Linked DNA regions of Homo sapiens: regions 2, 3 and 4 are each linked to region 1. The links are chromatin contacts, found by Hi-C or POLR2A ChIA-PET in ENCODE. All regions are on one chromosome and are shown on one strand. Each heading gives the region's core, a stretch centred on a gene start or an enhancer-like site at or near the end of the contact. The rest is flanking DNA. Distances are from core to core; before and after follow the strand shown.

Region 1 (2,700 bases), core at 6-2,505:
AGAGGAGGCCCTGCCCTCCAGGGTCACTGCCCTTGTGGTAGGGGTGGGGGACACTGAGCAGCGCCCACATGTGGAACAGTTCTGAGCAAGGGGTGCATGCCCCTCCTGCAGTAAGATGGACCCTGCCCCTTGCTGTGCTGACCACCTCCCTTAGCCTGACCACCAGAGAGACGGTGTGCTGTTGGTCCCACGGGGAGCAGAGGGCACCAAGAGCCTAACAGGGCCCCTGGCCTGGTGGCAGAGGGATAAGGGTCTGGGGTCCCCCTGGAAGAAATGGCCCCAGGCCTGCCCCTGCACAGGGAGCAGCAGACATTGCAGGCTGAGGGAAGGGCACTGGGCTCCCTGTGGCCCTCGGGAATGGAGGTCACATTCCCCAGGTGGGGCATGGCCCCCAAGGCCAAGTGCTTTGGGAAAGTGGTCTGCACCCAGCGCCTCAACAGCCCAGAGCCAGGGCCAGGCTCCAGCCCCCTGGGCCAGCCCCCAGACAGCGCCTGCAGCGCAGGTCCACAATCAAGTGTCCAAACACCAAGTTCGGGATGCCCAGCATCTTGGTGGCGTTACCCTACAGTCCACCTGGAGCCCGCCTGCGAGACTGGACCCGAGGGACCACACCCAAGGCAGCCACGACTTTCCAGGCCAGCTCCCGAGGGTCCCCGGGCCACGCCCAGACCAGCAGCAGAGCAGGCCACGCTCGGCCGAGGTTAAGGCGCCGTGCCCGGGCTGAGGACGAGACCCACCGTCGCCTCACGAGTCTGGGCCAGGTGGAGCTGCGGGGTAGGGCTTGTGGCGGACAAGCCCTCTGAACACGTTGGGCGTGGCCCAGTGGGAGGGGATTGCGCTGAGCGGGGTATGGTGGGCGAGGCTTACGTTGGGCATGGGGCCAGTGGGCGGGGTTTGCATTGAGTGGAGGCCCAGCGAATGGGGGCGTCTCGTGGGCGAGGGCTCCTGTGGGCGGGGCCTGCGGCGAACAAGGCTTGCACTGGGCGGGGCCCAGTGGGCGGGGTTTATGCTGCGTGAGGCGTCCTGTGGGCGAGGCCTGCGACGAACGCGGTTTGCTCTGGGCGGTGCCCGGAGGGCGGGGTTTACCCTGCGTGGGGCGTCCAGTAGGCGTGTGCGCCTGTGGGCGGGGCCTGCGGCCAGCGGGGCCCGGTGGGCGGGGTTTACTCTGAGCGGGCGTTCTGTGGGCGTGTCATGTGGTGGGTGTGTCCTGTGGTGGGCGGGGCCCCATAAAGCCGCGCCGCCGGGCTTTGCTCCAACCTCCTCAGAGCATGGCCCGGGGGCCGCTGGCCGCCCGCGGACTGCGGCTGCTGCTGCCGCTCCTGCCGCTCCTGCCGCTCCTGCCGCTGCCGCAGGTGGGTCGGGCGGCGTTCTCTCTCGGTTCGGCCACCGCGGGGCGGGTCCCTGCTCGGACCACGCCCCTCCCGGGCTCACCCTTGTCCCCACAGGTGGCGCTGGGCTTCGCGGACGGCAGCTGCGACCCCTCGGACCAGTAAGTCGGGGGGGAGGGAGCCGGGGCCTGGCCCCGCCCTATGGGGAGGCACGGGTGGCGAGGTCGGCCGTCCCATGCCCCGCCTGCTCCAGGTGCCGCCGTCCCCACAGGTGCCCGCCCCAGGCCCGCTGGAGCAGCCTGTGGCACGTGGGGTAAGTGGAGGCCGCGGCGGAGCCGTGCGTCCGACGGTTCTGGGGCGGGGGTCACCGGGGCCAGGCCCGCCAGGCCCTTACCTCACCAGGCCGCCTCCGCTGTCGCCCAGTCCCGGCCGCTGGCGGGAACTGACCTGGAGCAAGCAGGACCTTCCCTCCCACCTCTCCCGCCTGGCCTCCGCGGGAGTCCCCTACGATCCCGCTCAGCAGTGGGGCACTCGCTGAGGACAGCGAGTCCTGGGAGTGAGCCCAAGGCCACCCCTGGCCAGCCCAGGAGAGATAGCCAGGGCAGGCCCAGCAGCCCGAGGCCAGGCTCTGGCCACGGCGGTCTCCGACATGGAGAGACATTGTCTGCTTTTTATCCTGTTAACCTGTCTTCGGTGGTTGTGCCACGACATTCCCCAGGGTGCAGGTGCCCGGTGGCCGAGGGTCAGTCCAGTGGTAGAGCCTTGCTCTCCTAGGCTCATCCTGCTGGCGGTCCTCCTGCTTCTGCTGTGTGGTGTCACAGCTGGTTGTGTCCGGTTCTGCTGCCTCCGGAAGCAGGCACAGGCCCAGCCACATCTGCCACCAGCACGGCAGCCCTGCGACGTGGCAGTCATCCCTATGGACAGTGACAGCCCTGTACACAGCACTGTGACCTGTGAGTGCCTAGGGGCCCGCCAGTTGAGGGTGGAGATGGCGGGGGTAAATGCCAAGCCCGCCTCCACGAACCCACTCTGGTTCCCTGCAGCCTACAGCTCCGTGCAGTACCCACTGGGCATGCGGTTGCCCCTGCCCTTTGGGGAGCTGGACCTGGACTCCATGGCTCCTCCTGCCTACAGCCTGTACACCCCGGAGCCTCCACCCTCCTACGATGAAGCTGTCAAGATGGCCAAGCCCAGAGAGGAAGGACCAGCACTCTCCCAGAAACCCAGCCCTCTCCTTGGGGCCTCGGGCCTAGAGACCACTCCAGTGCCCCAGGAGTCGGGCCCCAATACTCAACTACCACCTTGTAGCCCTGGTGCCCCTTGAAGGAGGTAGGAGAACGGACCAGAGCTTGGAGAACTAATGCTTGGAGCC
Region 2 (2,700 bases), core at 200-2,699, 800 kb after region 1:
TGTCAGCGAACCCCTGGTGCTGGGCGCCCACGCCCAGGTGTCCCACGGCCAGACACTGGTGGCATCAACTCCTCCAGAGGCCCTGAGGGAACCCTGGGATGGACCCTCAGGCGAACACTGTCCCTCTAAAGAGAAGACACAAATGTGACTTCCCCAGCTGTCCCCAATACTGTTTACAAAACATCCTCACGCTGTTAAGATGGGGGCTTTATTTCCATTGAAATCTCTGGCATTTAAACTTGGGATGGAACCCGGAGGCGGCGTCCATCAAGGAGGAACAACCCCAAGGCGCATGCAGGACGGGCCTGGGAGCTCCCGGGAGCAAGGGAGCTGGGGGGTCTGGGGGCCTGGGAGGTTGGGGGGTCTGGGGGGTTGGGGGGTCTGAGGGGTTGGGGGTATATGGGGGGTTGGGGGATCTGGGGGTTTTGGGGGGTCTGAGGGGTTGGAAGGGTCTGCGGAGGTTGGGGGGGGCCGCGACACCTGCAGCGCCCCCCCACCCTGCGCGCTGGCCCAGCTAGGAGAGGGCCCGGGGACACCGACAGGATTGAAGCCTTTGATGAGCGGACGGACGTCCCCAGTTCCTTCGGGGAGCTCCTTTAAACATGTTTGCCGAAAGCTGCGGGCGCCGCGGGACGCACAGAGCTGTCTTTTCTCCGAGGGTGGCTCAGAGGCAGAGCCCCGGAAAAACCCACGCGCCCGGCCTGTGGGGCAGCGACGCCGCCCAGACCCCGGGGCCGCCGAGACTCACGGGGGAGCGTCCTGAGACCGCAGAGCCCTGACCCGTCCGAGAGGCGAAGCCCCGGGAGCCCTCTGGGTCCGAGCCGTCCCAGTCCCGCACCCAAGGCAGGGTCTCTCCCGCCGCGCTCCGACACCGGCCGCCGAGGTCCCAGCACTGGCGCCGGCCGCGGACCTGGGGCGCATTTGGCGGCGGCTCGCGAGGCGCTCGGGGCGCTCCGTGGGTCTGGAGGGCGCTGGCCCCGCGCGCCCGCGGCCAAACCTGGTGCAGCCGCGCCGCCTTCTCCGATGAAGCCGAAGCCGCCCCGGCCGCCCCCAAACGCTCCGCCTCCGCCTCCGCCTAAACCGGCGGAACGCTAAGGACGCCGACGCTTGTGCGGTCGCCCGGGAGACCCCGACGACGCCCCGCCCCGTCTCCCGGCAACGCCAAGCAGCCGGCGCGCGAGGAATCCGGGGGAATGTAGTCCCTCCGTGTCAGGGACCCGAGACATGCGCTGGTTCTTCTAGGACTACATTTCCCAGGGCGCTTCGCGCCCCGCCCCGGCGCCCCACCCACGGCCGCGCGCGATGGTACCACCAGGCGAGGGCGGCTCTCGCGCGGGCCGCCGGGAGTTGTAGTTTTCTTTGGGAGCTGCGGGGCCTGGCGCCGGGGCCGGGGCGGAAGAAAGACTACAAGTCCCAGGGGGCGCGGCGCCACCGCCTGAGGGCGGGGTGTACGAAAGAGAAACCCGGAGGGCGCCGGGGTGAGTGAGGGGCTGGGGGCAGGCGTGAGGGTAGCGGGTTGGGGCGCTGGGGTCCGTCTGGGCGGCCGGGTCGGCGCAGGGAGTGCGAGAGGCAGACAAAGGTCGGCGGCCCTGGCCCGGCCCGAGGGACGTTCCCTGCGCGTCCCCCATTGTGCGGCGCGCGGAGGAGCCGCCAGCGCCTGGGCCCGCGTCCTCGTCGCCGCCTCCCAACGAGCCTGGCCGCGGTCCTATGGGGGAAAGGCGCCCGGGCTGAGCGGGACGCCTGGGGAGGGGAAGGGGCGTCTGAGGAGGGCAGGGGGACCCCGGGGAGGGGTGGGGAGGGGGTCCCTAAGGAGGGGAGGGGGTTCCCGGAGCGGGGAGGGGGGGTCCCTGGGGAGGGGAAAGGTTCCCGGGGCAGGGAAGGGGGTCCCTGGGGAGGGGAGGGGGTCCCTGGGGAGGGAGGGGGGTCCCTGGGGAGGGGAAGGGTTCCCGGGGCAGGGAAGGGGGTCCCTGGGGAGGGGAGGGGGTCTCTGGGGGAGAGGGGGCACCTGGGGAGGGGAGGGGGTTCTCGGGGCAGGGAGGGGGTCCCTGGGGAGGGGATGGGACGGGCGCCCGGGGGAAGAAAGGGGGCGCGTTCGCCTCGCCTTCCCGGCAGCCGGGAGTGGGGGCACCGGCGCGGTCCCCGGTGTCCTAGAAGTCGGCCACGATTCAGGTCTTTTTCCCGCGAGGCTTTAGGATTTGTTTTTGTCCGTTTGTCACCTGGAGTAGCCGAGGGCTAGTCGGGGTGCAGTTTTTCGGGAGCGCGTGTTCCGGTGGCAGCGAGTCGATGATTGAGTTTGGGTGTAATTTAAGCCCAGGTGTTCGGGGGCATTTCTTACCGCGTTTCAAAGCAAACGCGGCTTCTTCCCCGGGAACTATTTTGTGGCTGAATTCTTAGCCGCCTCGTCCTGTTAAATTTCAGGATGTCAAACTTGGCCTCCTTTTTTTGGTTTTCATTTTTCTTAGTATTACCAGGGTGTGCAGAGAAGGCAGAGCTGCGTCTTCCTCTTTTATTTTTCCGTAAGTTACTGGGGTACAGGTGGTGTTTGGTTACTTGGTTACATGGGTAAGCTCTTTAGTGGTGATTTGTGAGATTTTGGTGCTCCCATCACCCGAGCAGTACGCACTGCACCCTATTTGTAGCTTTTTATCCTTGTCCCCCTCCCACCCTTCCCTCCGAGTCCCCAAAGTCCAGTGTATCGTT
Region 3 (2,700 bases), core at 65-2,564, 540 kb after region 1:
CACTAGGGGAAGCTGTGCAGCAGGGGTGAAGGGCGGGCCCGCAAATAACGTTCGTAAACCTTCCTGCTTGGAGTCCCAAGTAGCCCCTCTGAGGGGTAACGTAGAGTCATCTGGGGACCTCAGTTGTAGAGGTGGGCCTGGAGCCTGAACTTTATGTCCTCACACTGGCCTATCCTACCTGTCACTCACTGCTTAGCCAGGCTGGGCCCGGCAGATGACCTGGCCTTTCCACTTCCTGCTAAGCGTCCCTGGAAGACCCTCCTGCAAGGCAAGTCTCCGAGCAGGCCCAGCAGGCTCTGCTCCACACCCCTCTCCCACCAGGCGCCCCTGCAAGTCCATGCTGGGGTCTCTATATTAGCCAACCTCACGGAGGTCAAAGGGGCCTGTCTGGAGTAGAAAGGTGAAGCTACACGTTGGCAGCGCCTACTCTGGGGAGCATCATTAGGGGCTCAGCCAAACCCAATCCACCAGAGAGGCTGCTTTTAGTTCTCAGACAAAAAGTGTGAGTCTGATTTTTATTTTATTTATTTATTTATTTTTTTGAGACAGGATCTATGTCACCCAGACTGGAGTGCAGTGGTGCGATCTCGGCTCACCGCAACCTCTGCCTCCTGGGCGCAAGCGATTCTCTTGCCTCAGCCTCCCGAGTAGCTGGGATTACAGGCGCCTGCCACCACGCTAGGCTAATTTTTGTAGTTTTAGTAGAGACGGGGTTTCACCATGTTGGCCATGCTGGTCTCGAACTCCTGACCTCAGGTGATCCACCAGCCTCGGCCTCCCAAAGTGCTGGGATTACAGGCCTGAGCCACCGCGCCCAGCCTGCGTCTTATTTTTTTTTTTTTAACCCCAGGAATGAGGAGTCGGGGAGGCCCGGTACCGCAGGCTCAGTGCTTATTCCGGGTCCTTGGTCTCTAGCAAAAACGGGGGAAATAGCTCTAGACGCTTCCGCCTTCCACGTAACTCCACTTCCGTTGCCAGATACGTCACTTCCGTAGTCTTGAGCCCGCACTTCCGTCGGCCCGTTGGGAATCCGGCCCCTGGGTGGTCCGGAAACGATTCTGGACCTGCGGGTATATCCAGGGCCCGCACCCCCTGGGATTGTGGGAAATGTAGTTTTTTGCCTCCGTAAGGGACCAGGCGGAGCTGAGGAACCGCGCGAGGACTGGGACCGTGATTCCACTAACCGGAAACCGTCGCCTTTCGGGCCCGGCGGGGCCTGAGCCAATGCAGAATCGGGGGCCGCGAGGACGCCAGCGGGCGCTGTGCGTAGGAACCGCCGGGTGGCCGCTGCCGATCGGGGCCGACTTGGGGACGGACCGGAAGTGCCCGAGGGCGGCCGCAGAACGGTCAATTTGAGCCGCGTCGAGGTCGGGCTTGGGAAGGGTCAGCGGGAGGCCTGAGGGCGCCGGGCGCTGCGGCAGGCGGGCCCGGGGTCCAGCCGAGAGGGTCCGGGCGCCAGGCAACGCGATTCGCGCGGGGGTGAACCCGGGGAGGGGGCCGGCCTCCCCGTTCTGGGACCTTTCGGTGCGTCCGAGCGCGACACCGCCCGCGTCGGGGGCTTGGGAGCCTCGGGGCGCGAGCTGTGTTGGAAGCAAAGTCCTCCTTGTGGGTTGGGGTGGCGGAGGGAGAAGGGAAGCGAGGGTCGCGGCGGGACCAGACGCCCCAGTCCCGGCCCGCCCGCGACTACTGAAGGCGCTGCCGCCTGACCTGAACGGGCACTTGTGTTCCAGCTCCCCTGGGACCTGTGGCCGCCGCCCACAGACCATGCTCCTGGGGCGCCTGACTTCCCAGCTGTTGAGGGCCGTTCCTTGGGCAGGTAGGAAGCCGCGCGGGGGCGGATGGGAGGATGCACACCTGGTTAGGAGTGCGGGTCTCAGCAGCTCCGCTGGGGCAGGGCCGGTGGCCACACACACACTCTTTCCCCTCTAAGCTTCCGATGCTCACAGAGGGAACCTCAGGGGTTCAGGCCAGGAATGAGGTGCGGGGGATCCTCGCTGGGACGAACCTGCTGCTCCTCAACCCGACGGGCCTGTGTGGTCTCGCGAGCGGTGACCGTGGCGTCTGGTTTTCTGCAGGCGGCCGCCCGCCTTGGCCCGTCTCTGGAGTGCTGGGCAGCCGGGTCTGCGGGCCCCTTTACAGCACATCGCCGGCCGGCCCAGGTAGGGCGGCCTCTCTCCCTCGCAAGGGGGCCCAGCTGGAGCTGGAGGAGATGCTGGTCCCCAGGAAGATGTCCGTCAGCCCCCTGGAGAGCTGGCTCACGGCCCGCTGCTTCCTGCCCAGACTGGATACCGGGACCGCAGGGACTGTGGCTCCACCGCAATCCTACCAGTGTCCGCCCAGCCAGATAGGGGAAGGGGCCGAGCAGGGGGATGAAGGCGTCGCGGATGCGCCTCAAATTCAGTGCAAAAACGTGCTGAAGATCCGCCGGCGGAAGATGAACCACCACAAGTACCGGAAGCTGGTGAAGAAGACGCGGTTCCTGCGGAGGAAGGTCCAGGAGGGACGCCTGAGACGCAAGCAGGTGAGTGGCCCCCTGCTTGGCCCTGGGAGGGCAAAGTGCTGAGAACACGTTTCTTTGCCACGAATTACTTGGCGGTCCCTCTCTCTGCGTCTTGCAGATCAAGTTCGAGAAAGACCTGAGGCGCATCTGGCTGAAGGCGGGGCTAAAGGAAGCCCCCGAAGGCTGGCAGACCCCCAAGA
Region 4 (2,700 bases), core at 131-2,630, 770 kb after region 1:
GAGATATTGGATTATCAGACACAGACCAAAAAACACTAAAATCAGTGTGTTGAAAACAAAAAAAGACGTTTTATATTTGCAGAGAACTTTAGCTTATAAAAATTATGTAGTAGATTTAAAAAGACAATGAGCTTTTAGAAATGAAAATATAACCACAATTTAAAACTCAATGGATAGGCTTAACAGAAGATTTAAAATTGCTGAAAAGAAAACTGGGGTCTGGACGCGTTGGCTCATGCCTGTAATCCCAGCACTTTGGGAGGCCGAGGCGGGAGAATCACCTGAGGTCAGGAGTTTGAGACCATCCTGGCCAACATGGTGAAACCTTGTCTCTACTAAAAATGCAAAAATTAGCCAGGTGTGGTGGCAGGCACCTGTAATCCCAGCTTCTCAGGAGGCTGAGGCAGAAGAATCACTTGGACCCAGGAGGCGGAGGTTGCAGTGAGCCGAGATTGCACCGCTGCACTCCAACCTGGGTGACAGAGCCAGACTCTGTCAAAAAAAAAGAAAAAGAAGGTAGGAAGGAAGCAAAAGAAAATTGGGGAACTGGAAGACAGGTAAGTGTAAATTATCCAGAATGAAGGCTAGAGATTTTTTTTTTTTTTTCGAGATGGAGTTTCACTCTTGTTGCCCAGGCTGGAGTGCAATGGCACAATCTTGGCTCACTGCAACCTCTGCCTCCGGGGTTCAAGCAATTCTCCTGCCTCAGCCTCCCAAGTAGCTGGGATTACAGGCATGCGCCACCACGCCTGGCTAATTTTGTATGTTTAGTAGAGACGGGGTTCCTCCATGTTGATCAGGCTGGTCTCAAACTCCCAACCTCAGGTGATCCATGCACCTCATGCTCCCAAAGTGCTGGGATTATAGGCCTGAGCCACCATGCCTGGCTGGCTAGAGATATTTTTAAAAGACAATATGGATAAGGGTGGGAGGGTGAAATACATATATAAAATATAGAGACTTGGAAGAAGAGAGAATGGGAGAAATTAATATTTGAAGAGATACTATCTGAGAATTTTCCAGAACTGTTAAAAGACATCCAAACACAGATTCAAGAAGCCCCATGAATCTTAAGCCGGATAAATACACAGAAATCCCCAGCTTGCCGCCCACGTGAGCCATCCTGAAAGCCAACAATGAAGAGTTGAAAACAGCCAGGGAAGAGTGAGACAGGTTCACTTCCAAAGACCAGTGGTGGGACTGGTGGCAGACATGCCCACAGCATGATGGAGACAGAAGACAGTGGAACAGCTGCTTTACAATATGCACTGGCCAGAAAGCAAAACAAACAACAACCAGAAGAGAGCTGAGAACATTTGCCACCAGTAAACGTTTGCTAAGAGAATGTGCAAAGCACACACAGCCACGGGACGGTTCCAGGCAGAAGGTCTGCTGTGTGAAAAGTGATGAAATCCCAGTTGATTTTGGCTTTGCACAGCAATAATACTAACAATGAATTGCGGCATTTTTCAATATCTGGAATTAAAATGCAATTGTTTGCTGGGTGCCATGGTTCACATCTGTAACCCCAGCACTGGGAGGCCAAGACTGGGGGATGAGTTGGAAACCTGCCTGGGCAACATGGTGAAACCCTGTGTCTACAAAAAATACAAAAAATTAGCTGGGCATGGGAGTGCGCAATGGAGTCCCAGCACTTGGGAGGATGAGGCGGGAGGATCCCCTGAGCCCAGGAGGGTGACAGAGTGAGACCCTGTCTCAAAAATAAAAAAATAAAATGCAATTGTTTACAGTCCCACTAGTGGAGAAACCTGATGGGCACAGCCTCAGCTGGGTGATGGAGGGGAGTGTTGACAGAGCTGGGTCGTGTGGAGAGCCTGGGTCCCTGAGAGGATGATAGAGCCGGGTCATGTGGAGAGCGTGGATCCCTGATGGGATGATAGAGCTGGGTCATGTGGAGAGCCTGGATCCCCAATGGGATGATAGAGCTGGGTCGTGTGGAGAACGCGGAACCCTGATGGGATGATAGAGCTGGGTCATATGGAGAGCCTGGGTCCCCGATGGGATGATAGAGCTGGGTCGTGTGGAGAGCCTGGATCCCTGACGGGATGATAGAACTGGGTCGTATGGAGAGCCTGGGTCCCCGGTGGGATGATAGAGCTGGGTCGTGTGGAGAGCCTGGATCCCCGATGGGATGATAGAGCTGGGTCGTGTGGAGAGCCTGGGTCCCTGAGAGGATGATAGAGCTGGGTCGTGTGGAGAGCGTGGATCCCTGATGGGATGATAGAACTGGGTCGTGTGGAGAGCCTGGGTCCCTGAGAGGATAATAGAGCCAGGTCATGTGGAGAGCGTGGATCCCCAATGGGATGATAGAGCTGGGTCGTGTGGAGAGCCTGGATCCCCAATGGGATGATAGAGCTGGGTCATGTGGAGAGCCTGAGTCCCTGAGAGGATGATAGAGCTGGGTCATGTGGAGAGCCTGGGTCCCTGAGAGGATGATAGAGCTGGGTCGTATGGAGAGCCTGGATCCCCGATGGGATGATAGAGCTGGGTCATGTGGAGAGCCTGGGTCCCTGAGAGGATGATAGAACTGGGTCGTGTGGAGAGCCTGGATCCCTGACGGGATGATAGAACTGGGTCGTGTGGAGAGCCTGGGTCCCCGATGGGATGATAGAGCCGGGTCATGTGGAGAGCATGGATCCCCAATGGGATGATAGAGCTGGGTCGTATGGAGAGCCTGGG

Evidence for each region. Hi-C counts contacts between places; a loop is a spot of excess contacts on that map. ChIA-PET counts read pairs that join two places held with the same protein, here RNA polymerase II (POLR2A). Pooled maps may share reads with other maps.
Region 2: a map of naive thymus-derived CD4-positive, alpha-beta T cell shows a loop between it and region 1 (9-fold over the local background). The contact joins the promoter of C1orf159 here to the promoter of TMEM52 in region 1. A Hi-C loop is called at or near these places in 1 of 168 maps with a recorded cell type or tissue (naive thymus-derived CD4-positive, alpha-beta T cell), 1 of 37 single-sample maps with no recorded cell type and 10 of 50 pooled maps. POLR2A ChIA-PET finds 5 or more read pairs at or near these places in 1 of 52 experiments (AG04450).
Region 3: a pooled map shows a loop between it and region 1 (6-fold over the local background). The contact joins the promoter of AURKAIP1 here to the promoter of TMEM52 in region 1. A Hi-C loop is called at or near these places in 1 of 168 maps with a recorded cell type or tissue (K562), 1 of 37 single-sample maps with no recorded cell type and 8 of 50 pooled maps. POLR2A ChIA-PET finds 5 or more read pairs at or near these places in 5 of 52 experiments (B cell, BJ, WTC11 and 2 more).
Region 4: a loop to region 1 is called in a map with no recorded cell type, with 7 times the contacts of the local background. The contact joins the enhancer-like site here to the promoter of TMEM52 in region 1. A Hi-C loop is called at or near these places in 1 of 37 single-sample maps with no recorded cell type and 5 of 50 pooled maps. POLR2A ChIA-PET finds 5 or more read pairs at or near these places in 1 of 52 experiments (GM10248).

Annotation. Positions count from the first base shown.
Region 1 is chr1:1,917,834-1,920,533 of GRCh38, reverse strand. It overlaps TMEM52 (transmembrane protein 52), which reads left to right and starts at 1,255. Exons shown (of 5, transcript NM_178545.4): 1 at 1,255-1,352; 2 at 1,446-1,489; 3 at 1,600-1,641; 4 at 2,103-2,281; 5 at 2,372-2,700. The coding sequence starts at 1,269. The coding sequence ends at 2,652. RefSeq lists enhancers at 1-483, 484-1,077, 1,137-1,938 and a silencer at 1,019-1,658.
Region 2 is chr1:1,114,838-1,117,537 of GRCh38, reverse strand. C1orf159 (chromosome 1 open reading frame 159) reads left to right here and starts at 1,449. Exons shown (of 10, transcript NM_017891.5): 1 at 1,449-1,478. RefSeq lists silencers at 779-828, 869-988, 1,159-1,758.
Region 3 is chr1:1,373,821-1,376,520 of GRCh38, reverse strand. AURKAIP1 (aurora kinase A interacting protein 1) reads left to right here and starts at 1,314. Exons shown (of 4, transcript NM_017900.3): 1 at 1,314-1,367; 2 at 1,731-1,816; 3 at 2,076-2,521; 4 at 2,619-2,700. The coding sequence starts at 1,765. RefSeq lists silencers at 1,324-1,503, 1,524-1,573 and an enhancer at 623-1,528.
Region 4 is chr1:1,152,696-1,155,395 of GRCh38, reverse strand. All of the region lies in intron 1 of LOC124903820 (a long non-coding RNA gene), which reads right to left. Among named protein-coding and RNA genes, the nearest start is that of MIR200BHG, 8.8 kb to the left of the region's middle. Within about 2 kb of position 1,380, at least 2 of the 41 ENCODE cell types and tissues checked have a DNase peak (open chromatin) inside an H3K27ac peak, as active enhancers do.